Linked DNA regions of Homo sapiens: regions 1, 3, 4 and 5 are each linked to region 2. A link is a loop called in an ENCODE intact Hi-C map of the cell type or tissue named here. Cell type or tissue: endothelial cell of umbilical vein. All regions are shown on one strand. Links, peaks and the distances in the headings refer to the core of each region. The heading gives the core; the rest is flanking DNA.

Region 1 (6,353 bases), core at 385-5,384, 83 kb before region 2:
TTACCCAACTCTTGGACCCCATGGTGGTCTGCACTAGCAGCACATGTTTTCATTTTTCCAGCTTTCCTTTTGCTGTTTGTGGGCTTTTTCTTAACCCGGAACCATCTCTTTAGCTCTATTCAAAGGCATCCTAAACTGAAGGTTCTTCCCACAATTGATCCTGATGTATATTATTTTGAATAGAGTCTCTTATCACTTCTTTTCTATCAGTGTTTTTCATTGCATTTTTGTATGTTTTTTGACCTGAAGTACATTTAGAGGTTTCAAATTACTAGTTAGTTCTTAATATTTTCTTCCTTGATGGTTAGTCACCCTTGTAATTTTATGAGAGGGATAAAGCTGCAGACTTCTTAAAATATGGGTTAAAAATAAAGAGGAGGATATCTAAAGTTGTTTTTAGGATTGAAAAAATAAATTGTATTATATACTGAGAAATAAAAGTTGAGATTTGTCTAGCAGATTAGAAATTTGCGGGCAGATTGACTGTGACATCTTAAATTCAGAAGTATATTTGTTTTGAAATAATATACATGTAAGTTTTTAGAAGCCATGTAAGCCAGTCCATTTCACCAGAAATAGAAGAAGGGAAAATAGAAAACAGCCAAATGATGAATGGAGCCAGGCTGCCAAGCTCTAACTTGAGAAGATGAAGTGAGATCTGTTTTGCAAACACAGCCTACTCATGGTATAATTCTTTTTCTGGAATTCTCAGTATTTTAGTATTTTTTTAAAAATACTCATTGTTAATTATTTTTTGAAGCTGTATTGATATATACTTACCGTTATTTATTTCATAAGATACCCTGATATTTCTTAGCCACAGACTAACAGTTTCTGAAGGCCAGTTTCTTAAGACCCAATGTGTAGAAATCTCTGTTCTGCAAGTAAGAAGGAGCATTGGTTGTTGGGCAGTTCGAACTTTCCCCATAGTTTCTTCTGGAGGAAATTCATATATGCTTAAGTTTCCCTTATTGATAAATATAAAAAACTTTTGGCGTTGGACTCTAAGGCAGATACCAAGCAGGTGATTCTAAAGCTTTTCTTTGTACTTTAGTGTGATTTTAGTATTATTTTGGAATTCGAGGTTAGCTAGGTTATGGTGCATTGTTGAGGAAGAATAGATTGGATAGTGTATTAAGCTGTTAAATAATGTATATGTTTAACAGTTCTCTGGAAAAATACATATGTATATAAAGTTTATATATTATAAATTTGTGTATTATAAATTTTACTGCTATGTAAGGATGAGTACAAACAATAACAGGGTTTCTGAGCAGGAGTTTTTTTCTTTCTCTTTTGAAAAGGGTGCCAAAAATACTGACTAGCTGAAATAAAAGAGGGAGTACAATACTGGGATACAGAGGCCTGGTGGGATCAGAGAAACATCGAAAAAAGTGCCTTTGTTTAAGGCTCATTCCTTTGTAGGTGTTAGATTTATCCCTACTGGCTGCCAGTTCTTCTTTGCCCGTCGCTGTCCTTCAGGCTTGCTTTCCTGGTTCCTTCCCATCTGCCTCAGAATGTGTTCATCCCTTACCTCCCCTCTCACATGACAAAATTAAGACAAAACTTTTTTTTTTTTTTGGATACGAAGTCTCGCTCTGTTGCCCAGGCTGGAGTGCAATGGTGCCATCATGGCTTACTGCATTTTCCGCTTCCCGGGTTCAAGCAATTCTCTTGTCTCAGCCTCCTGAGTATCTGGGATTACAGGCGTGCACCACCACACCCAGCTAATTTTTTTTTTTTTTTTTTTTTTTTTAGTAGAGGCAGGGTTTTACCATTTTGGTCAGGCTGGTCTCAAACTCTTGACCTTAGGTGATCCACCCACCTCGGCCTCGCAAAATGTTGGGATTACAGGCGTGAGCCACTGCGCCCGGCCAACAAAACTTTTTAACTGGACTTCCCTTGGGTCCCTTTGCTATTCCCATCTAGTCTCCCACCCCTTCCTCCTCTCCCCAGCAGCGAGGCCCTGGTCCCATTCACCACTCCCACTGCTCTGCTTGTGCAGCTGCTTACTTAGCAGCCCTGCCTTTGATTGCTTGATTTGTTTTGAATCTTAGGATGGTGAAATGATGCATGAAACCACCCAGGGTTTTCACAGACCAGGGCTGTGACTGGCCAGAGAGGACTCTGGTGCTGTCTTTTTGAACTTCATTTTCTTTGTAGCGTTCTCCCCTGATTACTGCTGCCTCTGTCTTCAGAGTTCCTACTACTCTCCTTAAAACTGGAGCTGAAGGATAGACAAAAATTCCTTTCCCTAAGGTAAGAGAAATGTCTTAGAATTATAAAAGTACTTAAGTTGATTTTTAGATCTTATGTTAGAATCTTTGAGTTCTTTCCCATTCAGTATCCTATCCGAGGTTGCCCCCAAAATACCTCATTAGCTTTTTAGACTCTTTAGCCTTTGATTCCATCTAGATCAAGTGCCGTCAGAGGAGGTCTTCTGGAGAAAACAGTGGGCAGTGAGTGTGGCTGATGAGTCATCCTGGGGCAGACAGAACAATGCCCCTGTGGAGTGTCTCATTATTGACTGATAGCTGCCCAGTCACTGCTGCCTACTTGGACTTTGGTTTATTGTACCGCATGCAATACTTTTACTGGAACTTTTAAATTATCCCTTCAGTTTATGTTGAGGCTCTTGTCAGAAACAGCTGTGTGAAATTCCTTACTTTATTTTATGCATTGTTATCATATGAGTGTATTATCTGTGACCCAGTAAATAAATAACTAGTAAAAAAAATACTTTTTTATGTGTAAAATGTTACGACTATGGAATTGTGTAAAATCTTTATATACATTTTTAAAGATTAGTAAAATGAATACTTACATACCCATGACACAGATTAAAAAAATAAATAAATTATCAGAGCTTTCATACCCTTAAAATTCCTTCTTAATGCATTCTCTTTCCTTCCCTCAACCCTCAGAGGAAATGGCATCCTAACTTTTGGACCAATGTTTTCCTTGTTTTTCTTTATGATTATGCCACTCATGTGTATATATTAAATATGGTGTGTTTAGTTTTGAAAAACTGAGTATCAGGCACAAACCTAGCTGCTTAAGGGGAGGACACTATTGCCCTTGTTAGATGAAAGTTCCCAGAAGAAGAGAATTTCTGAGTCATGGTCTTTAGGTTCCCTGAGGGAACTTTCTGAGGCTGTCAGGAGCACAGCTGAGCTAGGGGAGGGAGCTGAGCTGCCAGGTATTGGAGTGGCTGGTTAAAGCGACAAGGCAAAAGTGAGAATTAAGCCTTTAATCATTTACTGTAATGGTATAAGTGAGATGTGACGATCAGGATGTCTCACCCCCATCAAAAGGGAACAAAAGGCTCCTGCAGTTTATGGTTCTTGAGGTGGTGGGGCAAAGGAGAAGGGCCAGGAGCCAAAGAGTGCAGAGTCTGAGTCAGAGTGGGGAGCAACCTCTTCAAGGAGCCCCTCTCTGCCAGCAGAGAATGGGACCAGGAAATAAAGGTGCCTGGGCTAGGAAGGCAAATATAAGAAGAGCTTTATCACCCAGAAATGGCTGAGTCATTGACTGCAACTCCCCTGAGAGACTACAGTACGCTGGCTCTGCACCAAGCCTGGTGTGTGAAGGTCTTCTTTTCCCTGTGAGGCCTGCCAGGCAAAGCCTTGCATATGGCCAGGCCTGAGAAATCCCATATAGATTTTCAACCAGGAGCCTGATTCCTAAAGACATCAGTAGGCAAGGTCATGAGCTAGTCCTGGGATAAATGTGGGACTCAGTTGGTAGGGACATCTGGCAGAAATGTAGTAGCCAGGTACTGAATATCCAGCAGAAATATCATGAGGGGAAGAGCTGTTCCCTCTTTCTAAATTCACCACTGTTTACCCTGGCTCTCTGGAGCATATCAAAGCAGAACAACTTCTGTGAGTGACATAAGTGTCTTTAACTGATGCCAGCAGTAAAGCATTTGGAGCCAAGATAAAATACAGACAAGAATCTGGTCCAGGCTCATCCAGGCTCACACAAATAAAATGTGGAGATTTTGGGCATGAGTCAGTAAGTACTTGGTTCTGGACTGGCTACCTTCCATGGTTTGTGTACATCTGTCCTCTTGGCATCTCATTGGGATTTCCTTGACTGCTCTCCCCTGTTGGATCTCCTGTGCCCTTATCCTGTTTGTTCTTCTTTCTTGGTTTATTTTCTCACTTTGGTAGACTTCATCTTCTAGTAAGTAGGTCTTGAGAGTAGATAGCTGGGAGGTAAACATTTATGAAACTTTGCATATTTGAAAATGTCTTTATTTGCTTTCGTATTTGGTTCACTGTTTGGCCAAGTATTGAACTCTAGACTTGAAAACATTGTCGGTTGCTTCAGATGGTGCCATTCAGATGTTCCGAAGTTATTTGGGTTTCTAAACCTTTGTATGTGACCTTTGCTTCCCCTTCCTCTCTCTGGAAGATTGTAGAATATCTTCTTTGTCTCTATGGTTCTGAAATTTCAGAGCAATACCATCTCAGTGTAGATCTGCTTTCATGTGTTCTCTTAGACACTTGATGGGTTGTTTCAGTCTTGTAACTCATGCCTTTGATTTCTGGGAATTTTCTTGAATTATTTCTATACTTATTTCATTCCCTTTGTTTTCTGATTCAGAACTTTTATTGTTTGGATGTTCATAGTTCCCAGTCCTCTAATTTTATTTTATTTTCTTTTTTTCCCCCCATTTTTAAGCTCTTTGGCTTTGTTTTACATTCTAGAACATTTTATCAGCCTTATTTTTTCCAGCTGTTCTAATGAGTTTTTATTTTTCATTGTCATGCTTTTAATTTCCAAGTAGTTTTGTTTGTTCTATAAACATTCCTTTCTAAAAAATAGTATTTTATTTTTGTTTCATGGATTCAACACATTTTCTCTCTAAGGGTATTAATGATGTTTTTACCCTCCCAGAATAATCTTGGCATCTTCTAGCTTGTGTTTTTTTGTTTGTTTGTTTGTTTGTTTTGAGCCGGAGTCTCACTCTGTTACCAGGCTGGAGTGCAATCGCATGATCTCGGCTCACTGCAACCTTCGCCCCCTGGGTTCAAGCAATTTTCTCTTGCCTCAGCCTCCCAAGTAGCTGGGACTACAGGCACGCGCCACCACGCCCAGCCAATTTTTGTATTTTTTAGTTGAGATGGGGTTTCACCATGTTGGCCAGGATTGTCTCAATCTCTTGACCTGGTGATCCACTCGCCTCAGCCTCACAAAGTGCTGGGATTACAGGTCTGAGCCACCGTGCCCAGCCTAGCTTGTTTTTTTAAACATCTTTTGGTCTCTACCTTCCATGTTAGGTGCTTTCCTTAGATGTCTGGCAAACTTAGGCTGTCATGATTAAGGCTAGAAGACCGAAAAAAGCTGTATAGAAGCTCTAAATTGTGGGTGGAATCTATTAAGGTTGAGTTCTTATATAATTTGAATAAATGATGTGAGCAGAACTTAGAGTGACTGCCAGTTCTTTGGTTTGCCTTTAGATGTAAAAGAAAATATAAAGTAACAGAGGTCTTTTAGGGTTGTAAAAGGGAGGTGCAGTGTTTTATTAGGTTAACTAAAATGGAAGATTATAGACAATTTTTAAAGAAGTGATTGAGTAGAGGGGAGAACACCTAAATGAGTTTAAGAGACTCTGTCTTCTATGTGAGAATGGAATAAGGTAGTGTTTGCAAAGGACCCAGAAGAATGCTTGCCTTCCAAAATATTTTTTGATTGAATAAATTCATAATTAATAAAATATTGAAAGAAAAACTTAGCTTATGGTTGCCATATATGAAAGGCACAATAAAAATATATTATCTATCACATAAGCTTTACTAGCATTTACCAATTTAGGAAGTATTTTTCCAGTGGACTCATTCTGAAGCTTTCCCTCTGCAGATTCCAATCTTTCTTGAAGACTGTTGTTGATTGGAGAAATTCAGTATGTGTAAAATGCTTATGTGTGAGACTGTAGTCTAAGCTCTTTACAATCAGAAACTCATTTAATCCATATGGTTACCAGATGAGATAGGTAAACCACTTTATAGATGAGGAAACTGAGATACAAGGATATTAAATAGCTTGCCAAGGTCACAGGGCTAGTCATTGGCAGAGTAGGGATTTGAGTACTGACAATGGCTCCAAAGTGTGTGCTCTACTGTCTTTTTTTTTTTTTTTGAGATGGAGTCTTGCTCTGTCGCCCAGGCTGGACTGCAGTGGTATGATCTAGGCTCACTGCAAGCTCCGCCTCCCGGGTTTACTTATGCTATTCTCCTGCCTCAGCCTCCCGAGTAGCTGGGACTACAGGTGCCCGCCACCAATCCCAGCTAATTTTTTGTATTTTTAGTAGAGGCGGGGTTTCACCATGTTAGCCAGGATGGTCT
Region 2 (6,353 bases), core at 473-5,472:
ACCTTGGCTTCCCAAAGTGCTGGGATTACAGGTGTGAGCCACCGCACCTGGCCTTCAGCTAATTTTTAAATTTTTTGTAGATACGAGGTATCCCTATGTGGCCCAGGCTGGTCTCGAACTCCTGGGCCCAAGCAGTCTTCCTGCCTCAGCCTCCCAAAATATTCAGGATTACAGGTGTGAGCCACTGGCCCCTGAGAATCCAGGTATTAGAAAGGACTCAGAGTAGCCTGGGGAAGACTTTCAGGAGGAAGAGAGGTTGGGCTGGGTCTTTGATTACTGTGTACTACGGGTTCTCTCAATAGTGCTCCTCCAACAACTAGAGGGATGGGAAGGCAACAGCAGCAGCCAAGGTTTCAGTTGGTGAGAGGGCTTGTGGAGGCCAGGGCATCCATGGAGAAGCTACGAAGTTAAGCCAGTTCCTAAGTCAGGCCCTCAGGGTCCGCCGCACAGGAACTAGTGCCTTTTCATGGGTAACGACGTTGTTTAATGGCTAGCAAGTAGTTTCTAACTCTTCGTTATGGAAATTCTCCAACATACACAAACAGAATAGTCTAAGAAGCCCTTATGTACCCATCACTTGCCCTCAGCAATGATCAGCATTTCAGTAAGTGGCTTTCATAATTTTTCTGGGCCTAGCCTACATCTATGTGCTCCAGGAGTGCAGCCCAGTCCAGTGAAATGTTTAAAAACATTTGAGTCTTAATTATGTTATGTTGGGATGTCAGTGGTTCCAAAAGCAGGTGGTTCATGGGATCAAGAACACAGAACACGACCATTCTGATCTTCATGATCATACAAAGTGTCTATGCGTGCCATGTGAGGATCTGTTGATGGTGAAGTTGGACAGGTCAGTCCTGCTGCAGTGGCTTCCCCAACCCTGTGTACATTACCTCAGGCAGAGAGAAGCCCTTCATGAAGGATGGAAAGAACTTTCCTTGGAAAGAACAGGCTCCCTAATCACACTCCTTCCAGATGTTACCAGATTCAATAACTGCAACTCCTGTCCTATCAGAATGAAGGGTAGGCAGCTCTTCCTTGGTGGGTGATAGGGACCCATCACATCCCCACAGGAGAGCTCAGTCTGAGGGGGACATCTGGAAAGGGAAGGAGATGCCTTCCTTTCCCTGAGTAGAGGAAGCTCCACTGTCCTCAAGTTATCCCATCAGCTCCAGGGCTCTCACGGTCCACATCAAAGAACACTGGTAACTCCAGCTTAACCCTGCACCAGCACTCAAGGAAGCACACATTCCCAGGGGGCAAGGAAGTTTGTCACTTCTTCTGTGAAGCACATCCTAAAGCCTGTTTTGTAGAACAGTTGTAAGGGAACCCAGTACATGAACATATACATGAAAATGTGGCAGGAGTCTTCAGTGGCAATATCAAGGGCTATTTTGACACTTATCAGTCCAGGTGCAAAATGGGTTGCTTGGGACAATATCCTAATGAGACATTATCTTGTGACCAGGCTCTGCTTGATACTTTTTGCAGCTCTCTGCACTTAGCATTCCACAGAAGCTAAGGGCCTCTTCCTGCAGAGGTCACTGCCTTGAAAGCTGGGCACCACTGTCAAAGCGATGTCAAAATGAGAGTAAATGAGTCATGAGTCTTTAGTTCATTCTGTGTGGTTTCTTAATAAATGAAGCTGCCGTTTAACTGTGAAGGAGGCCAGAAACCACATGGACAACACACAGGGTACTTCTAGGACAGGTCAAGTCCAACTGTAGGCAGGGTGAACAGGATCATTTTATTCTCATTTATGCTTAAAATAAAGATACAATTCAAGTTTTACAATTCAGTATGATTAGACGTGATTTATAATTTTAACAATTTAAAAAAACAACAGAAATAAAGAACTAGTACAAACTTTAAAACTACCAGAGCAAAGAGAACTACCTTTCTGATCAAAACATGTGCCACAGTTAAACTTCCTTAGAAAACTTTTTAAGTTTTCTCAGCTAAATTTTCTTTAAAAAGGTTTGTGAAAAGCCTTTAATCATAAATATTTAAACTGTTTTTGTAACCACTAAATGCCTTCACCAACTCATTAATCCAATGTTTTCTAAATTCAGGAACCAGTGACCAAGTGGCCTGAAACATGTAAGCCTTGATCTTATTCTTCCAGCTACAAAATACTAATATTTTAAGAAAACAACAAAATATTTTCTAAGCACAGAAGCTTTCTGAAAACTTCAATTACCTTTTCTGGCTCAGTACCTAACTGAAATGTTCAAATGTTCACATTTGCACACACGAAAAAATTTGAGCAGCATACTACGTGGGTGTGAGAACCTGATGAAAAATAAGATTGGAAAAACCCCCTACACTGTGTTCCACTTACATGATTTAAATATATAGTTATCTTTCATATAAGTAAAAAGGTAAACTTTAGAACAGCACAGAAATACAAATGTATTTAGAGTTTTACAAAATATATTCAACCCCTCAGACATGCACAATTTTTTAACTTTGGAGTTACCATACAAGGGAACTAGTTTCCCCTCCTTCATAATGAAAGCAGGAAGTCATGTGTACAAAGTCATTCATATGAAAAGAATAAACATCCACATTCCTTTTCTTTGTCCTTGACAAATATTTATGGAATGCCGGAAATTATGGAAAAACAATTCCAATGTTACGAAGTCCAAAGAACTGGAATGAGAAAACTCCTCACGGCACATTATGCTGCATGGAATGACAATCATCCTCGGGGAATTAGGGCAGCATCTTCTACCACTTTTAAAGGCTACCACGAGACGGGGTGGAAATGCCAAAAATGGCACCTCATCTCTGATCAAAGATTCAGAGCATGCAAGTGTTGATGCCATGAAGAGTCCCAGCCTTCTCCCCACTAAAATACCAGGCAACGCTTAGCAGCTGCTGTCCTAACAGGCTACTTTCTGCAACTGCTGACGCAGGTTAGTTCATGTGGTTAAAGGTCAGAACGCTGGCCCCTTACAGAGCTGAAGTGCTCCCACACTCATCACTGGCTCTGGAGGGAAAAGACCACTAGCTGTAACTTCTACAAAACTTTTTTTCACAAAATGTAAAACAATAACAAAACCTACCTGCCAGGGTGATAATGCCGTAGCGTGACTTTAAAACTTGTAACTAGCAGAGTAAAATTCTAATCCCTTTCTAAAAGAATTCTTATAACCCTTAGCACATGAAATACTGCTCTCAAAATACTTCCATTCAGATTTTAAGCATCTTGTTCCTCAGCCATGCAACAATTTCTCACTTCTCTCTCTTCCTAATTTGTTTTCTCGTTGGCTTTCCAAAGGAAATTATTCTAAAAAACATCAGATGCTTAGTATAGAATTTGGAAAGGAAGATAAGGTTGAGCAAGTTACATCATATGCTCTGGTTTGCTGCCAAAGTATATTGCTGCTGTGTTTCTTAACAGGAAAGTGGACGAGAATTGTTTTAGGGCTGTGCTTGGCGGGGGGTAGTGAATCACTAATGGATTTGGGGAGAGACTGTTCATGCTGGTTATGTGAGCCAACTGCATATGCACAATCATTCTAAGCCTTCTTTGGACATGCAACTATTTCTATTCCACAACTGGTAGTTTTAACTCTCTCTTCCTTACCTACACCATTGTCATTACAATGTCTAGTAGGAATTGAAGTATACCAGGGACATTTTCCAAACACTCTTTTAAGTCACCTGGATAGTGGTGAAGCCACCAGCAAGCCATTGATGTAGTGTGTGTGCCTGGCGCCATCTGAAAAAGGCTGGCTGACCCTGGTTCCCTCACACCTAGGTACAAATACTCAATTCTTAGACACAAAAGCCTTAGCAAGTGTGGCCACCAACACACACACACCTTCACCAGGGCTATGTCAGAAGATGACCTAGTGCTGGTTCCTATGGCTCACAGAGCCAGGGTTTGGAGAGAGGCTGCTGCTTCTATGCTGGCCACTTGGAGCCTAGAATCCAAGCCTGAAGTATGTGTGTGTGTGGGGGGGGGGGGTCACAGGACCAGGGGTGAGGCTTCCTGCCTTTGATTGTGCGAGCTGCCTTGGGGCCCCTGCCAACAATACAACAGCCAGTGTTCCTTGAAAAACTCCACCTCCCAGAACCTGAAGGAAATATAGCTATGGTCTTTTGACCATTTCTATGATGAAAGTTGTATCTTCTGAGATACTTGTTTTATGTTGGAAAGTCAGTAAAGTGACCACTAAGAGTCAAACTCTTAGCTAGAAATGTTAATAGAAAGTCCGATCAAAGTGTATATTCAATGAGGAACAAGTGATATTAAAGCAAAGTTAAACTTCATGTAACTATTTTTATTTCAGTGGATTCCAAAGCATGAGTTGGGCTGCTTTTGAATAGTGGGAGACGGGAGTTTACCCCGATCACAGAAACCATACCAACTGAAAGACAAATCAGCATCTTGCTGGACGACCCCTCACAGAGCTCCTAGATCCTTGAAGTGTGAACTTCAGCAGCTGAGAGGTAACAATTGTACACAAATCACACTATCATGCTCCAACGAATGATGTGGCCCTTATGAAACAAGATGTTAGAATGAATTCTTTATAGTCTCAGCGCAAAAAAGATTCAAGTACTGTTTAAGGTTTTTGTTTGGTACTACTTTCTTCTCTTCAAACAGCATTTCCTGAGGTTAACTTTCTTGGAAGAAGTGGAATTAATGGAGTTCTCACATTCAGCCCTTCAATTTATCATCGCTGAATTCTTGAGTTATGCTCAAATGAGTAATACAATTTGTGTTTAGAAAACACAAAGTGGAAAATTTAGAGACATTTAGATTATGTTTCTATGTTCATTTCAAATGCCTTGGGAGCATTTACTTCTTAAACATTTAGTGAGGAATAAACCAAATATAATCAGGGCCCTCCTTTATTTCCCCAGCAATCTGGGATAGATCATACTCACAATGTATTTCCCAAGTATCCCTTGTTACTAAAAGGCAGTCTGTTCCCCGTAAGTACTCTCTGAGAACAGCCATCCCAGGTATCCTTGAAAAGCAAATGAGAGCTGAGCATGGCAAACACACGAGGTCCAGCTGTGTACAAATCATCAGTAGATGGCACACACATGCATGTATGTGCCTAACATGAAACCAGATATCCTTTCTCAGATGACAGATGTCAAGGCTGCAGTTTTCTTCTCTTGCCTCTTACTTTGCTGAATATAAACTAAGATGAGATTTCTATTTAATACTTACAATCACCTTGCTTTTCTTTTAAGATACTTCTAGAAGGGGGTAGGGATTGATTATAGGAGGACTTTCAGTTAGGGAAGTAGAAGACTAAGTGCTTTGAAAAGCTTTATGAATAAGACTACGAGAAAAGCTGTAGGTCTGCAAACACCCAATAGAAAACTGTTTAAAAAAGAAACAGGCCAGGCGCAGTGGCTCATGCCTGTAGTCCCAGCACTTTGAGAGGCTGAGGCGGGCAGATCACTTGAGGCCAGGAGATCAAGACCAGCCTGGCCAACATGGCAAAACCCCGTCTCTACTAAAAATACAATAATTAGCTGGGCATGGTGGCGCATGTCCATAATCCCAGCTACTTGGGAGGCTGAGGTACAAGAATTGCTTGAACCCGGGAGATGGAGGTTGCAGTGAGCCGAGATGGCACCACTGCACTCCAGCCTGGGCGATAGAGTGAGACCCCGCCCCCCCCCCCCCCCCAAAAAAAAAAAGAGAAACAGATGGCACAAACTCTGGAATAAAAAAAAAGTGCTTGTAAGACTGCAACATGACTGCGGTTGAAAAATAAACACATAGGTCTTCTTTGAAAGTATTGCCCTACAGACACATTCATGTTAAACTGCTTCAGTATCATCGAACCATCACTCTGCTATTTCTCTGCACACCCACCTGCACAGTTATAAAGAGGAGGAAAGCACAGTGATACTCCTTGATGTCTGAAACCAAGTTTTTAAGGATGTGGAAAGAACAAACTAAAAACGTAAAACAAAACACCCAATCCTCAGAACTACCACCTCTAACTTTCATGTTTCTGGGAGGAAGTGAATTAATAAATGTTTTGTGGGTAGAAAGCAAAAAAATCATCACATAATTCAGCAAAATAATGAAGGCCCAACTGTATGACCCCTTCACTTTATAAGCACGTTTTAAGGCCAACTTTAGAGAAAATGGTAATATAAATTAATTTTAGCAAGTATAAATTACAGTGACCATCTAGATATTCAAACACCAAAACAGAACAAAATTTACATAAGTAAAAACTCTTCTAAAGTAAACCAATGTACAATATCAGAACTCAAAATTCATTAGAAGGTTCACTGTATGTTTTAATCAGGCTCAGACTGAAATAAAAGTAGTCAATTGAAACCCCAACCTGGAAAGCCATCCCTGCTAT
Region 3 (6,353 bases), core at 717-5,716, 51 kb after region 2:
TATTTGTTACCTTACTTGGCAAAAGGGCAAAAGGGACTTTGCAGATATGATTAAGGATCTTGAGCTAGGGATTATCCAGGCGGGTAAAGTGTAATCACAGAGTCCTTATAAGAGAGGCAGAGGAATCAGTGAAAAAGATATTTGAAGATGCTATTCCATTGGCTTTAAAGATGGAAGAAAGGGCCATGAAACAAGAAATGCAGGAGACCTTTAGGAGGTGGAAACAGCAAGAAAATCGAGTCTCTCCTGGAGCTTCCAGAAGAAATGGAGCCCAGCCAACACCTTGATTTTAGCCCAGTGAAACCCATTTCGGAATTCTGACCTCAGAACTTTAATAAATTTGTGTTGTTTTAAGGCACTACATTTGTGGTAATTTTTCAGCAGCAAGAGAAAACTAATAAATACTGTTAAATTTTAAAAGCAAGTAGAATATCAGTCAACAGTGTCAGAGGCACCCTAACCAGAGTGACTCCATCTTGAATAAAGGCTGGATAAAGCCAAATCTGCTGTGTTATGTTCCCGGAGACTGGGCACTGTTGGTCACAAGGCATTTATGTTTGAGAGAACAAGTTAATGATGTTAACTAACTGAAGACCCAGGACTTATGGAAATGTCCCAGTACTTTAAGAACAAAAAGCATTCTTAGTTTAAGAATAGGTTTTGCTTTAAAAATATTAGTACACTCATAAATTCTTGCTAAAATCAATAGTAACATAGGAAAGTAACAACACTAACAGCCTGTCACAAGCTGGTCACAAGCACACTTTTCTTTTCCTTTTCTTTTTTTTTGAGATGGAGTTTCGCTCGTTGCCCAGGCTGGAGTGCAATGGCACAATCTCGGCTCACCGCAACCTCTGCCTCTCGGGTTCAAGCGTTTCTGCTGCCTCAGCTGCCCAAGTAGCTGGGACTATAGGCATGCACCACCACGCCCGGCTAATTTTGTATTTTTAGGAGAGACGGGGTTTCTCCATGTTGGTCAGGCTAGTCTCAAACTCCCGACTTTAGGTGATCCGCCCGCCTTGACCTCCCAAAGTGCTGGGATTATAGGCGTGAGCACTGCGCCTGGCCAAAGTACACTTTTCTTAATAACCCATATTAGCATTATATTGAAATGGGTGCACCCTCCTCTTGCTCTCTGAGGATGCCCTATTCTGTAATTCAGTAGTCTGTAGTAAATCATTTTAACTTCACTCTACTCTGTGACTTGCCCTGAATTCTTTCCTGCATGAGAGCCAAGAACCTGCTCTTGGGGTCTTGGACAAAATCCCTTGACTGGTGACTGTAGTATGATTCTGTATATACTGTGATTCCGTTTGTGCAAAAAAAATTTTCTGTAAATGGATTTAAAAAACATGCTTGAAAAGACACTTGAAAATCTATATACACTGCTAGCAGAGGTTTTAACTCTGGAGAGGAGAATGAGGTTGGGGATGGAAGATAAGCGAATACTCCTGTTACTTTAAAAAAAATCGCCACCATTTTGTTTTGAAATTTTCAAACTTACAGAAAGTTAAAAGAATATGAACAACCTAACAAACTTCATCTTTATTTACCAACTGCATTGCTTTTTTTAGCCACACTTGTTCTAGCTGTGTTGTATGTGTACACAAAAACAATTTTCTAAATGATTTCACAGCAAGTGGAGCATACTACCTCTACTTTTAATTATTTTTAAATGGATATGTATTGCTTTTAGGATTAAAAATAAATAAATAAATAAGACAATCACAAGCAGTTCTTAACTTCTGAAGGAAATCTTATTTCCATCCTATAATCTTGGAGTTAAGGGCAGGTGTAGAAATCTATCTTCTGTTCTGAAGATTTAGTTAACAGGTTGCCATTGGCCAGAAGTTTAATTAATATCTGAAGCTATGCTATGCTTAACATATTCTCCGAATTCGCAACTCTACTGAAGGAAGATCAGTTTTAGATGGTTCTAGCTGAAACTGAAGACGCAGTTGACTCAAAACTGTCATAAATAGAAGTGTGGATACTACATGTATTCCAAGAATTCCATGGGTAAAATTAAGGCTGTTCTAGCCTGACTTGGGCCCAGAGTATTTACAACATTGTTTCTTTGGGAAAGTGTTCAGAATTTCAAACAGCCAACTTTTAGAACACAACTCTTTCATAAATTGCAGACTGCCTGTACTGTGTTGGCAGCTTTCTATAATTCTCTTCTCCTGCTGGTAGATTTTCTACCAACGAATACTTCCATTTGGAAACTGCTGAAATTGCTAATCAAGTTCAAAACTGTTTATTAAAACTCCTTTCTGGCCGGGTGCAGTGGCTCACACCTGTAATTCCAGCACTTTGGGGGACCGAGGCAGGCAGATCACGAGGTCAGGAGATCAAGACCATCCTGGCCAACATGGTGAAACCCTGTCTCTACTGACAATACAAAAAATATTAGCTGGGTGTGGTGGCAGGCGCCTGTAGTCCCAACTACTCAGGAGGCTGAGGCAGGAGAATCACTTGAACTCAGGTGGTGGTGGTTGCAGTGAGCCGAGATGGCGCCACTGCACTCCAGCCTGGGCAACAGAGAGACTCTGTCTAAAAAAAAAAAAAAAAAAAAAAAAACTCCTTTCTAATGGATATATATTATTTCATTATTTTAATATCAATCCTCTATTGTTGAGTTTTTCTAGTTTTTTAAAACATTATACTACTGCAAACTTTTCAGAATATTCAAATGTGATATAATTAAAAATACATATATTTGGTCCTTGTCCCTCATTCCTGGAACAAAACTCCTAACATCCTTGGAATTTCCTGAGTAATAGGAGCATCTTTTGTTATTCATAATAAGCCCCAATCAATCATACTTGAGTTTATGCTAAGGTGACTCTAGTGGTAGGAGGACCTAGATAGCTTCATGACAGAGGCTGATCACCGGAAAGACCAAGCCTTGATTAAAGGGATGGAACTTTCAGCCATACCCCTTGACCTCCCAGGAACGGTGTTGGAGATTGAATTCTATCACCAATGGCCAATGGTTTAGTCAATCACGCCTATGTAATGAAACCTCCATAAAAACCCCTAAACAATGGGATTCAGTGAGTTCCTGGGTTGTTGAACACATCAAAGTGCTGGGAGGGCAGCATGCTAAAGATGGCATGGAAACTCCCTGACCCACCAACCAACACCTTGCCTTATTCATCTCTTCCATCTGGTTGTTCCTGAATTGTGTCCTTTAATAATAAACCAGTGAATGCAAGCGAAGAGTTTTCCTGAGTTTTATGAGTCATTCTGGCAAATTATCAAACCTCAGAGAAGGTTATGGGAAGCCCTGAATTGGTAGCAAAGTCAGACAGAGGTGGGGTGGCCTGGGGACCCAGGACTTGTGATTGGTGCCTGAAGTGAGGGCAGTTTTGTGGGACTGAGTGAGCCCTTACAGAGTTTGATGTTAACTGAGTAATGTCACAATATGACTGAATTGTAGAATGCCCAGTTGCTATCTGATAATCCCTAATTATCAGAGATTAAGCATGAAAAAAAAAAGAATGTTATTTCCAAATTGATGGTATATTTAAATCTTAAATTGTATGTTTTTCATGTTTTAAATACTGACTGAATATCTGTCCCCTTTCTATATATCCAAATTAATCCACACAGACACAAAATTTCATGGCACAGAGGCTAAAGAGGAATTCTCTTGGAAGTTAACATGAGACTCTTAAATACTCAGTTGAATCAAGACAATTTAAATAGTAATGCCAATTAAACTAACCAGCACCACAGAAGTGATGATAAGTGTAGTAGGCTGCCTCACTGCACAGCTCCAGGGAGAACCACAGACATTGTCATTTACATGAATGGCTCTCCCTGCAATTGTGTCGTGAAGTACATATAGCTGTACATGGCAGCCCTAAGTATATGTAAAAAAACCACAGACGAAAACCAATGTTAAGTACCCAGATATATCAGTCCTCATACTGCTATGAAAAAACACCTGAGACTGGGTAATTTATAAAGGAAAGGTTTAATTAACTCACAGTTCTGTAATGCTAGGGAGGAAACCTCAGGAAACTTATAATCATGGCGGAAGGCAAAGGAGAAGCAGGCACCTGCTTCACAGGGCAGTGGAATGGAGTGAGTGCAAGCAGGGGAAATGCCAGATATTTATAAAACCATCAGATCTCATGAGATTCATTCACTATCAAGAGAAATGCATGGGGGAAACTGCCCCCATGATCCAATTACCTCTACCTGGTCCTGCCATTGACACGTGGGGATTATGGGGAATATAATTCAAGATGAGATTCTGGGTGGGGACACAGCCAAACCATATCACCAGAAATTGAGAAACACTTATTCTCATCCAGTAGGGTTATTATTAAATAGTGAAATTTAATGGCCCCAAATCTAAATCAAATTTGGGGATCAAAATAGAGTCTGCCAAGATAAATTTAACAGTTTATTTGAGCAAAGAACAATTCACCAGTCACGTAACCTTCAGAACAAGAAGTTGAGAGAGCTCATCTCTGCAATGTGGGTAGTGAGTATTTTGGGATGGGTAAAAGGCTGAAGAAAGCAGAAATAAGGAACAAAAAGTAAATCAGTAGTTTCAAAGTTACTTTCCTTTTAAGGGTTAAAGCAGAGGAGACTCCCTTATCATGCCAGCTAAAACTAGCCTGTTTGGGGATTTGACTTTTGTTTCTCTTTCTCCTGATTTCTCAGGTCAGATAACTTAGATTGGTGACGTCGAACTTTAGCAGGAGGGACCTCTAACTTGGTTTGGTCTGTTGGAGCTGATGAAGGAGCTCAGTGGAAACCAATGGTCTCCAAAGATTTTATTTACATTTCCATAAGGCGGAGGGAGCCAACTGTAGAGTTCAGGACATGACACCCCAAAATATGTCTGTAGGACACCAGTATATGCCATTCCAAATATGCCTCTTTGGCACAGGATTACTTTAAACTGATTATTTTGGGAAACAGACACAGGAGAAGCTCTGAAAACAGTAAAAGTTGTATTTTTGTAAGAGAAATTTATTTTATAAAGAATATCTACATTTGTAAGAGTGTCTTCCTTTCTGTACCAGGAAGAGAAGGATGACTAAATCACTGGAAACTTTCATTTATTTGTTTGAGACAGGATCTGGCTCTGTTGCCCAGGCTGGAGTGCATTGATGTGATCTCGGCTCACTGCAACCTCCACCTTCCAGTTTCAAGCGATTCTCCTGCCTCAGCCTCCCGAGTAGCTGGGATTACTGGTGCCTGCCACCACACCTGGCTAATTTTTATATTTTTTTCAGTAGAGATGAGGTTTTCACCATGTTGGCCAGGCTGGTCTCGAACTCCTGACCTGAAGTGATCCACCTGCCTTGGCCTCCCTAAGTGCTGGGATTAAAGGCCTAAATCACTGGAAACTCTTATCAACACAAAAAGCACAAGTTCAATCTGCATAACAAACCTCACTTTTGTTTACCCTGCACTTCTTCACCAGGTAGTCTTAACAGAGAATGAGGGTTGTCTGGCCTACACCCTTCATTCTTTGTGTTGGGGAATGAAGTGTGTAAGTCTGAAGTTGAAGCCACCTCTTTGAGATCTACTCTTGAGATTTTCTCATTTCTGAGTTATCTCCCATGTATTCACAAGGTAATCATGTTAATAAACTTCTGTTTGCTTTTCTCTTAAAAAAAAAAAAGATGTCTGGTAGGGCATTAATACATGCAATGCATAAAAAATGTATCAAATATCCCCAGAAAGGCTGCTACTAAATCACACAAATTTCAAATATGACTTTGTATGTAACCAATATTCATGTGGCCAAATCTATTTTGATTCTAATTTTTAGATTTACAAGATTACTAAGGGAGAAGAGGAGGGAAAAATAAGACAATAGCTGATTTCTAAAAAGTAAAAGCTGACTCTGATCACAAGGAATAAAAAAGCAATTTTTCTAAATGCTAAATGAACTATGCAAGAAAGGGTGACATGTTTGTCCTCCAGTAATAAAAATTACCATGCTTTGTCATAGTTTATAAACCAAATTGGTGTCCTCTAGTCAGATTCCATTTACTTTGTCCTCAGAAAAAAAGACTGAGAAAACAAGAAAACTACAAAAACAAAGTAACATAGTACCCTAGTGTGAACTCTGAGTACTTCAGGAATACCCTCTGTTCACTTTTTAACAATGCACTATGTTCCACTGCCAGAGAACCATACGGCAAATAGAAGCCACACTGCCAAACTATTAGCACACACATTAACCACATCCATGGACCCTACGTATATCAACGGCTTACAGAAGGAAGGAGAGTGCTTCACAACTGCTCTGCCTCTTTGCTTCCTTTCTCGGTATCTCAGAGATTTTTTCTTTTCACTCAGAAGCACAAAGTATTTATTTT
Region 4 (6,353 bases), core at 953-5,952, 71 kb before region 2:
TGATTGAACAGTTCTGTTTTCAGGTACCCTTTCACTCTCTTTCATGGACAAGCCTTGGTCCTTGGCACCATGGGTGAATTGAGGAGTTCACAATCTAATAAATGAAAACTTCTGTTAGAACTGGCAGATAGAGAGTTAAATTAAAGGCGTTAATGACTTGCTTGAAACAGACTGGAAACGACCAAGCTGAGAACTTTTCTCACCCTTCCTGATTCTTATCCTTATTCCTCATCTTTCTTTCCTATCTCTTTCCTTAGTAACCAGTGAATCCCCCCTCCCCCTGCCACCATGAGTATAGGGGAAGGTTCTCAGCTCTGAACCAGGCCTGCTTGGCATTTCTTCATTGGGCCAGGAAGATGCTCAAGCCTTCAATCTCCAACTTAAGATTGGAAATTATCTTAATTTGGTTATTTCCAAATTTTTCTCCATTTTCTCTTTCTTAAGCATTTATACAACAATAAGAAAACTTAACTCGTAAGAGTTATTTAATATAGTTTTGAATGAACTCTGATTACTTTTTTCTCTTCAAAAGTTTAACTTTGGATGGTTCATCATTTTTGTAAATAGAGATAAAAATCTCAATGATTAATGAAACCTATCAAAACTTGATAATTGATTTAAATCTATACAACTATAGTAGGTAGGAAAGAAGAGAATTATAGCATTCTTAAATTTTAGAACTGTAAAGTATTTTTAGGTCCTTTTTAGCTTTATTTTTTATTATCCCCTCATTTTATGTCTAAGAAAAATCAAGGTTTAGGTGAATGAGATGTATGAGTAAATGTGGTAAATGTTTAGCAAGCTTAGAATGTTTTAAAATTTGCACAATAGGAGCTTTCATATTTTCTGACAGTTGGTGGTAATATTGCAGGAGAGACTTTTTTTTTTTTTAACCACTAGGGAATGCTGAAATGTCAACTGATCAACTATAATGGGAAAAATTTTTTTTAAAATTTTAGGTATTCTGATTGCTGCATCTTTTCTGTTTAGCAAAATAACAGGACTTACTTAGTAGCCTGTATGCATTGGGGTGAGAGGGTGGACGTCGAGAACACTAGTTTAGATTTGTTTCAAGTCATATCATTTCACAGTGATTCTAACTCAGAACATTCCTTGTAGATAAACAAATTTTATTCTCCTCCTCTAGCTTTGCAGTTCTCAAAAGTGTACTAGAAAAAATCTGCCTCTTATGTTAGTTAAGCAAAGCTGAGCCCATATTCATGGAAGATGTTGGACCATAACCTGTATTTTAGTAATTTGGTGAAAAAGGAATGTAGTTACAGTGGCTCTGCCCTCAGGAAATTGTCCAACCTCAGAGCCTCCCAGGTTGTATGGCAGCTGAGTGAGGGTGTGCGACTTCTTAGGCAAACCTCGTCCTGAGATTTGGTTAGGGAATTGGATTTGTGAGTCTTTTGTTCTTTCTCTACCTTTACTCTGCCATTTAGAAAATTAAAGTTATTAAATTTCCATTTTTATTCCTCGTTCCAGAGAATTTTTAAACGGAAATTTTACATTAAATTCCCCGTGTCATTTTTTAAAAAACTCATCTTTCTTGTGTTTTAGGTTGTTTTAGCTTCTAATCAGAGAATGAGGTGCCTTTGCAACTAGATGTCCCAGTGACATAAGAAAATGATGTGTAATCTCTGTATAGTCACAATATTGAGCTTGTTGATTATCTCCTTCAGATCCCTAATATGTTTCCTTTAGCTTACTTGACCTGTCAGATTATGAAAGAATTAAAATTTTCCACTGTGATCAGATTTTATCATGTTCTCTTTGTATTTCTAGAAGTTTAACTTGGTACTTGACTCTTACATTGGTTGTCCAAAAAAAAATTTATTATTTTTTGAGATAGTTTCACTCTGTCACCCGGGCTGGAGTGCCGTGGCGCAATCTCAGCTTATTGTAGCCTCCGCCTTCCTGGTTCAAACGATTCTTGACTCTCAGCCTCCTGAGTAGCTAGGACTACAGTCATGCGCCACCACATGGCTAATTTTTTTTTTTTTTTGTAGAGACAGTGTTTCATCATGTTGGGCAGGCTGGTCTCGAACTCCTGGCCTCAAGTGATCCACCCGACTTGGCCTCCCAAAGTGCTGAGATTACAGTACAGGCATGAGCCACCGTGGCTGGCCCCAAAAATTTTTATTTAAAGGAATACAATTAGAATTGAGTAAATGGAAAGAAATATACTGTGCAACTGAATGACCATCATATAAATGACAGCCCTTCCCAACCCAAATTATATATAAATTTAATGTCATTCTGATCAGAAGCCTGACAATTTTTTCTTGGGTTGGGGAGCAGGGTTGGGAGACTGGTTCAGATGTTATATGTAAGAATAAGTTGGTAGGAATTACCTAAAAAATCTTAAAAATAAGAGTAGTTGGGGGTGGGGAGCTTTTTAAAATCATGTGTTAAAATTACCATAATGCTACAGTAATAAAAATAGTGTGATACAAAAAAATAAAGAATTCAGTCAGTTGAATGAAATAGAACAGAGTCTATCATTGTAAGGAATTAATATAAGACAAAGGCTGAATTTCATTTCACTGGTAAAAGGGATGTTTACGTGATAAATGATTTTAATATAATTGGGTATTTCAAAGAGTTCAAAATTAGGGTGGAAGAGCTAAGTGGAAAATGCAGTTAATAATATTAGAAGAAATTTTAGGAGACTATAGTTTTGAGGTGTGGAAGACCTTCAGAGACAAGACAGAAAGTGCAGAAGAAATAAAGGAAAATATCAACATATTTAAATACATAAAAGTTTAAAAATTCTTTCTGACAGAATACACAACAAATTATATCAAAATACTTTGTCACACATATGTGTTAACTTAAAATAATCAAAAGGATCAGAATCTAAATAGCGTTTATTCAAGCACAAAGTGTGAGGGTAGACCACTCAGGAACACCAACTCCAAAGGAATGAAGTCAGCCTTTGGAAGTAGGGAAATTTAGGTTTCATTTATATGGGCAGAGACAGAGACATTTTTAGCAGGAATACAACATTATTCATACGGATTGGCACATAGTCACAGCAGTTTGATTGGTTATAGGTGGTATTTCTTTTGGGGAAGGGTACATTTAACTTTTTTTTTAAACAGAGGGTATAATAATGACAGGTTTTCTATAGTCTGATCTAAGCAAAGTAAAACAACACAGGGAAAGTTAATCTTTAACAGGGGTTATTAACTACAAAGGCAGGCTCACACCTGTAGTTTCAGCTACTCTGGAGGCTGAGGCAGGAGGATTGCTGAATCCCATGAGTTCGAGGCTGCAGTGAGCCATGATTGTGCCACTCTACCCTAGCTTGGGTGACAAAGTGAGACCCGGTCTCTGGGAAAAAAAAAAGGCAGGAAGTTTTTGTGCCTGACAGTGTTTAATTCTGTAGTCATTGTACTGAACAAGAAAAATAAGAAAGCAAGTTAATCTATAATCTGAGAATGGAAGTTGTAACCATATGTGACTCAGATCACAGTTACATCTTTCTGAAGGCTTAAAGTGGTTGTTTTTTTGGACAGCTTTTAAATGTTATTTTCACATTTGACAGTCAAAGGTTTGATAACCTTAATTTTTAAGTAGGGAAATAGTCTAATAGAAAAATAGACAAGAATATGAATAAGCAGTTCACGGAAGAGAAAATACATGTTGTCAAAACAAAACACTAAAATGATGCTGCATACAAGTAGGCAGTGAGAAAAGGGTTTTCACCTGCCTAAGGACAAAATTTTGAAAAACACATGAGGTGCTGCACGAGGGGTGGAGAAATGACCTCCTGCATACTCTGTGACGAGGGTGTGGACTGCTGCAGTGCTTCCGGGCACAGCTCACATCCTTTGACTCATGTGTCTCACAGTTAGATCCCTCCTGAAACAAATGCGCCAGCATTTACACGTACGAGGATGTTTACTTTCACCATTTTTTATTATAGCAAGAAATTGAAAAATATTTATATGCCCAGTAATATGGAATGGGCTAAATAAATATATTTGTACTATACAGTATTTGCCATCTATAAAAAGAATCCCTTTAACTTTACATATATTGATTAGGAATAATCTTTATGCTGAATAATTAGAAAAGGAACAAATTTTAGATGTTAATATGATCACACAGAAAATATATGTTTGTGCGGTTAGAGAGAGAGATTTGGAAGAATAGACACATACTAAAATGTTCTTAGGTGAATAGGATTGGGAGAGGGTAGCAAGAGAAAATCACATTTTTTTCCCTATAAACTATATTTTTTGTCTTGTTAGAGTAAGTTCAAAACACTAAAGTGTATTTATTTGTTTTCTAAACCATTAACTCTGTCTTAACCTTTCTAATGTCTAATCACTTGTGATGAAGCCTGGGCCTAGCCTGTGTGCTTCTCTTTTGAAGATGTGGTACACCTTTCAGGAGAGAACCCTGGCGTCCACTTCCTAGCCTGTACTGCTTTCTAAGCTCCTCTATCTGATGCTCTCATTTCAGTGATCCATCACTTCAGACACTTTCTGGCCAATGTCCTCAGTTTCTTTGCCCCTTTATATTTCATTTGTGCTTTCTAGGCTGATAATTGGTAGGCAAAAATCACACAATCTTATGATTAGTGACCCTATAGATTTGTGTTCTGCAGCCTCAGTTGTTCCCCTAAGATATCCCAGCAGCACTGTGTTTTCCCCAGTTACCACTCTCCTGAAATGTGAGTGGTGTTTCAGACATTTCTGTCTTTCCTCAAACGTTTAATGCTGCCATCGTTTCTCTCTAGCAGCGAGTGGCTGTGTCTTCTGCTCTGTGGGGAACATGGAAACTCCACAAAGTACTTGCCACTAAATATGCAGTCTTCCTCCTCTTTTGCCAAGGCAAACAGGCCACCTGTGCTGGGGTCCCAGCCCTACCTGTCTCCTGGATACTCCCTACGTGGATTATCCCTGCTGGCCATTGCATCTCTTCCTCTTTTCCTCATTCATACATCACAAGAGTAAATACAAGGCCTTTGATGCCTATACCATCTGGTTCTTTGTTTCCTCTCTGACCTCTCTGTGGTATACTTATAGATAGAGAAATAGAAGGAAGGTAGATAGAGGAAAAGAAGGAAGGATATTTGGGTAGAATAATAAGAAAGCAGCATGAGCTAAAATGAGTAAGAAGACTTCAAGAGTAAAGATGCAGAACATGATGAAATAAACCTAAAGATAGCCTTATGTCCCCTACCCAGACCTGGGGGACAGTAGGGAACATATTTCACTCTTACCTGAGCAAATGAAGGTTAATTGTTAGAACTACTAGATTGCACCATTGTAATTTCTTATCTAGAGTTATAAGCCTGATTGTCATACTTTGATATTTGTGTTCTATTCCAGTTTTTGAAAACAAATGAAACATAAAACTTCATAAACTGGTATTTCTCAAGTGTATTCTGCAGAAAAGTAGCTTGGGGATGGGATTTGGGAAATATGAAATTAAATCTTTAATGTGTGGAAGTGCCTTGTGAATTTCTAGGAGCAGGTAGGCAGTGTGGGGTTTTCCATCCTCATGACCGTGGATCCCTTTCCTTGCACGTCTTTCTCACCCTTTTTCCTAATGTATGTCATCTGTCCCAAGGAAAGCAGTTTGAGAAATGTTGAAGGACATAAATAAATATGAGGTTATAAAGAAAATAAAAAGAAAAATCAGGTTGCATGATGTACAGCAATGTGACTAGTAAGAATTTTTTATTCCCTTTCAGTTTGCGTGCTTTTCTGAGTCTATACATATTGAAGATAGCAAATGATTTTTTAAAAATGAAAAAAGATTATTTTGACTAATACTTTGGAGGAAATAAACTATTTTATAAATAAGCATAGGAGAGTTCTAGTGTGACTAAAATCTTTTATAATACCAGAGGTTATGATGTTATGCCATTTTAACATTTTTCTTAGGATTGACCTGGATTTTTGTTATTTATGTTTTCTTCTTTTCCAGTGGCAGCCGATTAGGAGGCCTGGTTACAGTGTTGTGCTTCTTTTTCAGTCATGGAGAGGTAGGTAATCAAAAACTATTCTCAGAATTACTCCTGGAAATGCAGTTTTCTTCTTTAAATTTAATCTATAATGGCATTCTTTAAATGTTTAATCTTATTATTTTGATTCAAAATTTAAACACTAGCATTCATTTAAGTTAACTTTTCATGACCGTTATACTTCTTATGTGATATAAGGCTTAGGCTTAGTAATTTGATGAAATAGTGGGTCTGTATCAACTGTATCAATTCTTTTTTTTTTTTTTTTTTTTTTTTGAGGCAGTGTCTCTTTTTGTTGCCCAGTCTGGAGTGCAGTGGTAGGTCGTAGCTCACTGCAGCCTCAAACTCCTGGGGTCAGGTGATCCTC
Region 5 (6,353 bases), core at 886-5,885, 140 kb before region 2:
TTCTGAAATAATCCTTTTATCAATTTTCAGATGGAGTTATTTGTATATAACCATTTATACAATTTGTAACTGAATAAACACAATAATGCTATAATAGATACTAAAAAATTAAGTAAATGTGAAGTACAGTCAAGTCTAACTTTTTTAATTATAAGATTCTTCATCTAGCTCCCTAAATCTCAAGATGATGAGAAACATGCTTCTATTGTTTTCCTAATAACCCATCCACTAAAATATAGGTAAAAATCTCAGTAAGGCAATGCCACTAAGATGGGTTTTTACATAAGTGTATTCCATCTCCCTGCCTCAACAGAGATTTCAGGATGTGGCACTTTCATCCGATCCTGTCATATAATAAGAACAGGTAATTTCTCTGATCCCTTTCCAGCAATTCTCAACTGAGGTTCCTCATCTGAATCACCAAACATAGGAAATTATTTCAGTGACTTTTCTCAATTGTTCCAAGAATGATACATAACTAAAACCGTCCTAAATGCACTGGTGCTGAAAGTTAAAATTCATTGCACACTACGGCACAATTGTCTCCAGAAAGCCGGGTGAGAAAGGCTGCTATAAGTTCCTCAGAAAGTGTCACTGTACTACTAGGCCCCAGTCACCCAACCCCAACAGCACTAAAAGAACTATAATGAGTGCACAAATCTAGAACTTAGATAAGAAAAAAGATAAATGCTTTATCTCCAACTTTAAGCAACTAGGTATTTTTACTTACTAGGAATAGCATGGGGCTCAACTGTCTCTTGCTCTGAATAGAATGCATTTACTTAACAAAATAAACCCATAGAACTATAATGTTTCTCAAAGGGAATGATCAGCTCTTAGAAAGTGAATTTTTAAAAATCAGCATATTAAATATTAACTTGACAAGGCTTTTCCTATTGACCCTTCTTTAGCAAACAAATATTCATCTTTTGATAACTGCTAAATGCAAATTTTCACTTTAAAAAGATAAATATTAAAAACCAGTTTGCTCTTCATTTTCGCAGTAATCACCAATTCTCAGAAACTGCCTTTTATATTCTTCAGTGCGGACTACAGCAACTTCAACTGCTGTGTTAGTTGTGATCAAATCACTTTAAAGACACCAGTGGAGTTCTTTTACTCAAAAGCTAATGACTTTTAAAAATGGCCCAATTTTAAGAGGGATGAATATTTTTAAGAAGCAAAAATTACTTTAAAACAAGGTAGCTAATTAAAAGTCAAGCGTCGTTCCATATTGAATGTACAAAGCGTTACTAAAAAGATGGGAAAAACTAAACATGACATTCCTATTTTTAATTTATGCTGGCGTGTGTGCTGATAGCACAGAACATCACAACAGATAAATTACTACGTATTCCACTTTACTAAGTCTCCACTCACAGTTCCTACGTTTACAAATATGTAAGTAAAAGAGGCACAAAAATGTAGGGGATGGTGTTTTCGTTGCTCATCTGTGCTCAGTTGCGAATTCTTCTAATATCAGATACATAATGCGATGAAATGGGAATGCTTATCTTCTATACTTCTATTTATTTTCATAAAGCGGGAAGGGGAGGTGGTCTTGATTCATTTAATATTAGCGTTTTGCAATAAAGTAGAGCAGCATAAAACATAACTGAAGAATTCATTTTCCCCAGGATAATGCACCCTTCCTCCTGTTTCTACAGTAAAGCACATCATTTTGCTATTAAAAATGTCCATTTTTCACAACTGACTTTTCCTTAACTCTAGTCAACACTGCTCTTCAAAAGAACCTAGCCAATTACTGTACCTTGTAGGCAGAGTTGCAAAATTTTTACTTCCCTAAGAAACTTTTCCATTTTTTAAATGCTTTCCAAATTAAGCAGGACTCACATTAACTGTGATCTTAAGTAGCAGTTTAGTGAGGTTTGAAAACAAACTTTTCATTAACGCATTCATCCAATTAAAGTGACATAGTAAGTGGGACTACTGACACAGATTTAAGGATTACAGCTTTATATTAAAAGTCGGTCCAAAGATGGTAACTCAGAGTTCATTTGAGACCCTCTGACTTTTGGCTTTTAAAAATTGTGCCCCACTCGAGTCCCCAGATAGAACTACATTTAGCAACCGTCTCCTCCTGACTTCCTGGTACTAAAAGCCACAACCACAAGGGCTATTTCGTGGGTTTGCTGTAAAACAACATTTGCTCCAGTCAACTCACTGGAAAATAGACTATCTCTACTGAGTACCCGCTGAGGTGTGGGTGCTCACGATGTTTAAAAACAAAACCACGTGTCTACGCGGCAGCGACACCGCAGGTGTTACGTGCCGGGTTTCTTCCCAGGATGGAGACCGGCGCGGGCTGGGCCGGGAAGCAGCCCCTGGCGGGCTGGGCCGGGAAGCAGCCCCCGGCGCCCCGGCGGAAGGAGAAAAGGAGAACGGTAAAAATAGCCGGCGGCCACGGCCCACGTGCAGCCGCGGGAGAACCGAGCGCGGGCGCGTGGAGAGGGGTCCGTACCTCCAAACATGCGCGGTGAGAGGTGAGCTGGTAAGGAGCCGATCACCAGGCGCGGCCCGCCGGGGCTCCCGCCCACCGGCCGGTGCTGGCCGCCGCCGCCGCCATCCTCAGGGCTGCTGTGCACCGAGTCCTGCGAGTCCTGCGGACCGCTGCTGCTGTTCGGGATGCTGAAGGAGGACTGCGCCGCGCGGGCCCCCGACGCCACGCCCCCCAGGAAACAGCTGCGCGGGGCTGCCGGGGCCACCGCGGCGCCGCCCGAGGCGCTGGGCTGGTGAGCGCTGGGCACCTGAGCCGGGAACCTCCCCGCGGCGGCGGCCCCCCGGCCCCCAGCCCTGGTCCCGGTCCCATTGGCCACTCCGCTGCTACTGGAAGGTAGATCCGAGCCGAGTACGCGCGCGTGCGCCGTTAGCGGCGGCCAGGCCGCTCTGCCTGGCGCTCCTGTCCGCCCTGCTCCGGACCGGGCCGCGCGCTGTGCCCCGAGAGCCAAGAGGGTAGGAGCGAACGCGGGAGCTAGAGGGCAGGGCCGAGGCGCCGCGGCCGGCCCAGAGAGGCCCCCGCACGTCCAGGGCCGCCGCTCGGCGCCCCGAGGGGCAGTCGGCGCCCGGCGCGCTCTTCTCGGGGCGGTGGGCAAGGCTGGCGGCCTGACGCGGGCGCGGGAGACGAGGAGACGCGGAGAGGAAGGTGTCCCGGCTGCAGGCACCCCTCGCTGGCTCCAGCAGGAAGGGGCGACTCAGGTGGCCGTGCGACTGCCGCTGGTTTCGGTGCGCCATGACGGGCCGCTGCCGCTTTCTGCCGTCGCGCTTGGCGCCCCGGGCCTCCCCACCGCCTCCTCTCCGGCGGCCGCTGTTACCGCCGCCATCCTCCGGCTCCCACGGCGACTGGCGGCTGAGTGGGAGGCGCCCGCCCAGACTCCGCCGGAGCCACCTTCCCTCCTCCCCCAGCCACCCAGCCGTTATTAACGGAGAAAGAGGAAAAACGGGTGGCGCGCGAGGGGAGGACGAAGAATGAGAGGGAGGGAGGGGTGGCCCGCGCTTCCCGGCAACCGTGGCTTCGCTCCCCCGCAACCGTGGCTTCGCTCCCCCTGCGAGATTAATTTCACAGGGGATTAATTTCTCATTTACAAATAAAAATGTAAGTTTAGAACAGAATGTTTTAAAAAGGTAAAAGCATTCACTGCATACTATATGCCAGCACTATACTTAGGACATACAGGACATATACGACTGTATATGTGAGCGCTTATCTCACTTCTCTTGTAGAATGGTTATTATTAAACTTATTTGAGAGGTGAAGTGATTGACAGCCGTTGAAGGATTACTTGAGACCATGGAAACTATAACTTGCAGAGTCAGAATTTGAGTTCAATTCTGATATCAAAGCTATGCTTTTCCTACTATGTTAACCTGCCTAATAAAACTACGCTTCTGAGACGAGGAAAGATGTTTCTGATGTTTAGTGATGTATATTACATTAACGTTGATAATATGATCTCATTAGGTAGTATTGAATAACTCTAATTTCATGTTTTAAATGCCTAGGGGGAGGACTGGAAAGATAATCACCAACTTTTTTTTTTTTTTTGAGTTGGAGTTTCGCTCTTGTGGCCCAGGCCAGAGTGCAGTCCTGTGATCTTGGCTCACTGCAGCCTCTGCCTTCCGATTTCCAGCCTCTGCCTTCCGATTTCAGGTGATTCTCCTGCCTCAACCTTCTGAGTAGCTGGCATCACAGGCGCCTGCCACCACGCCCAGCTAATTTTTGTATTTTTAGTAGAGATGGGGTTTCACTGTGTTGGCCAGGCTGGTCTCGAACTCCTGACGTCATGACCCGCCCGCCTTGGCCTCCCAAAGTGCTGGGATTACAGGCGTGAGCCACCGCACCAATCACCAAAATATTAAAAATGGTTAGCTCTAAGAGGTGCTTACTTTCTCTTTTCAACTCTTTATTTTTTGACATTCTCCCCCCAGTGATTTCACATTAGTTTCCCAGAATGTATAGTGTTATTTTTAAAAAACCTCTGAGACATGAACATTCTGTTGGAAATTTTTTTCTGTTATTTTTTCTTTGTCTTTGAACTTTTAAAAATAGCTTGCAGTTTGGAAACAATTGGTCAATTAAATCTTCTGCTTGATTAAAATTGTAATGGGTACAGGTGCTATTATTCCATTCTGTTCCAGTTTTTATAATATATTTTATATATTTTATGAAGGAATAAATTCAAGGATCTAAATGAAGTGAATTATGAAATGTTTCTATAAATCTTTGTATTTTTCTATTAATCACCGTATTTTAATTATATACTTTTATATTGACTTACTATTATTTATATTACAGAATTGGCTATCACATATATAATATTTTTCTATATAGAGGCATAATGTGTAATTTTGAAGTGACTGATTCCTAAGTGAAATGATCTAAATAAATTTGTCAGAATTTATAATGTCTAAGGCAACCATCACAAAATGGTATTTTGGAAAGATTATTATTATGAAGAGAATATATTTTCCTCCATTATCTCTTTGTTTTTATCTTTTTAAAGGTAATCATAGCCTCCTGGTGTCGCACATCCATGGGAATAATGAATTTATTTGGACTAGAAACTAAGACCTGCTGGAATGTCACCAGAATAGAACCTCTTAATGAAGTTCAAAGCTGTGAAGGCATGTTTCTTCCAAAAATGCTGTCATTTGTAAACATTCATAAACATTTAATAATATTATGATTCACTTTTAAGAATTATTGTAAAATACTGTTGTTGATTTAAAAAAAAATTAGAACTGGCTCACCTCAATGAGTATTTTACGTTTTAAAGTAGTTTTCTGAGAAGGCTGTGTACTTACAAATTTGAGTATAAATTTTGGAATTTGAGTATTAACATATCCCATTGTAAGGCAATCTTGACTATAAGTTAGTCTTCTGTTTCAGAATGCGAAGATACAGAAAGATGTTTTTTGGGGTAGCTTCAATATATAAATTTTGAGGATAGATTAAACAGTCAAATATCTATTTGTAATAGCTAATGTATAAATTTAATTATGCATACATATTTAAAAATCGGATATGCAATAATAGATTGATTTAGAAACATTACTTTTTTATATATGCTCATAGTATTAATAAAACTCTTCCTATTTATCTTCCACATTGGTTTCTTTGTCAAAGAACCACTTTTGGAGTCATCCAACAGCTTTCCAGGATACATAGTGGTCACTTCCATTTAAGATGTTTGCATTTCAGCACTTTTATAATTCAAATATGGTGCTGTCCCTTGAGACTTGTTGAGAGCCACATGTATCTCTTTTTATAACACTAACACTGTTGTTTTTTCTGCATTTCTTCAAATTCTTAACAACATGACTTATTATATTTTATGAATAAATTTTTAGACTTGTTTGTAACAACATTCAACTCTTGGAATATAAACTAAATCTATTTTCCTTACATTTTTTACTGATTGCCTCAGTAAAAATAGAATTGATGAGGATGTTTGAGGGGCAATTATATTTTTTTGTGTACAATGTAAAGGATTGGAGAAAATGCCTCATAAAATGAGATACTTTGCAATGATTCAATCAGCTAGAAGGTGTGACCCTGTCTGAGTGGTGAAAATGATCACCTAAATATGGTATTAATTACCTTCCCAATAAGTGATAAGTTACTGTTTGGCACTTGGGACACAGAGATGAACCAGCTAGACATGGGGCCTTACCCTCATAGAGTTTATGCTGTAAGGGGTCTGTTAGCAGTTACAACTGTGAGGGATACTACAAATAAGAAAATAAGATTACCAACATGAGGAGTAAGAGGATAAGTATTTTAAGAATAGGGAATAACATATTCAAATATCCTGAAGCAAGAGGGAACTGAAAGA

The links. Peaks named below come from ENCODE experiments on the same cell type or tissue, not always from the same donor. Only the 100,000 strongest peaks of a DNase experiment are listed, where the experiment ranks them.
Region 1: it touches region 2 in a loop (2.6-fold over the local background); 6 of 110 quality-filtered maps call a loop at or near these places.
Region 3: a loop joins it to region 2, with 4 times the contacts of the local background. A loop is called at or near these places in 3 of 110 quality-filtered maps.
Region 4: a loop joins it to region 2, with 4 times the contacts of the local background. A loop is called at or near these places in 4 of 110 quality-filtered maps.
Region 5: a loop joins it to region 2, with 11 times the contacts of the local background. A loop is called at or near these places in 3 of 110 quality-filtered maps.

The regions. Positions count from the first base shown.
Region 1 is chr7:32,666,495-32,672,847 of GRCh38, reverse strand. It overlaps the pseudogene DPY19L1P1. Among named protein-coding and RNA genes, the nearest start is that of MIR550A2, 63 kb to the left of the region's middle. In endothelial cell of umbilical vein, for the core only: no CTCF peak of the experiment used is centred there; a DNase peak (open chromatin) is centred at 2,507; H3K27ac peaks cover 550 bases.
Region 2 is chr7:32,584,082-32,590,434 of GRCh38, reverse strand. It overlaps AVL9 (AVL9 cell migration associated), which reads right to left. Exons shown (of 16, transcript NM_015060.3): 16 at 1,709-6,353. It also overlaps the pseudogene DPY19L1P1. Among named protein-coding and RNA genes, the nearest start is that of AVL9, 92 kb to the right of the region's middle. In endothelial cell of umbilical vein, for the core only: no CTCF peak of the experiment used is centred there; DNase peaks (open chromatin) are centred at 1,554, 2,794, 3,414 and 3,974; H3K27ac peaks cover 4,494 bases.
Region 3 is chr7:32,533,686-32,540,038 of GRCh38, reverse strand. All of the region lies in intron 1 of AVL9 (AVL9 cell migration associated), which reads right to left. Among named protein-coding and RNA genes, the nearest start is that of AVL9, 41 kb to the right of the region's middle. In endothelial cell of umbilical vein, for the core only: no CTCF peak of the experiment used is centred there; a DNase peak (open chromatin) is centred at 3,178; H3K27ac peaks cover 514 bases.
Region 4 is chr7:32,655,641-32,661,993 of GRCh38, reverse strand. It overlaps the pseudogene DPY19L1P1. Among named protein-coding and RNA genes, the nearest start is that of MIR550A2, 74 kb to the left of the region's middle. In endothelial cell of umbilical vein, for the core only: no CTCF peak of the experiment used is centred there; a DNase peak (open chromatin) is centred at 3,843; H3K27ac peaks cover 908 bases.
Region 5 is chr7:32,725,139-32,731,491 of GRCh38, reverse strand. It overlaps the pseudogene ZNRF2P1. Among named protein-coding and RNA genes, the nearest start is that of MIR550A2, 4.7 kb to the left of the region's middle. RefSeq lists silencers at 2,480-2,529, 2,550-3,189 and an enhancer at 3,510-3,559. In endothelial cell of umbilical vein, for the core only: no CTCF peak of the experiment used is centred there; DNase peaks (open chromatin) are centred at 2,791 and 3,271; H3K4me3 peaks cover 1,430 bases; H3K27ac peaks cover 823 bases.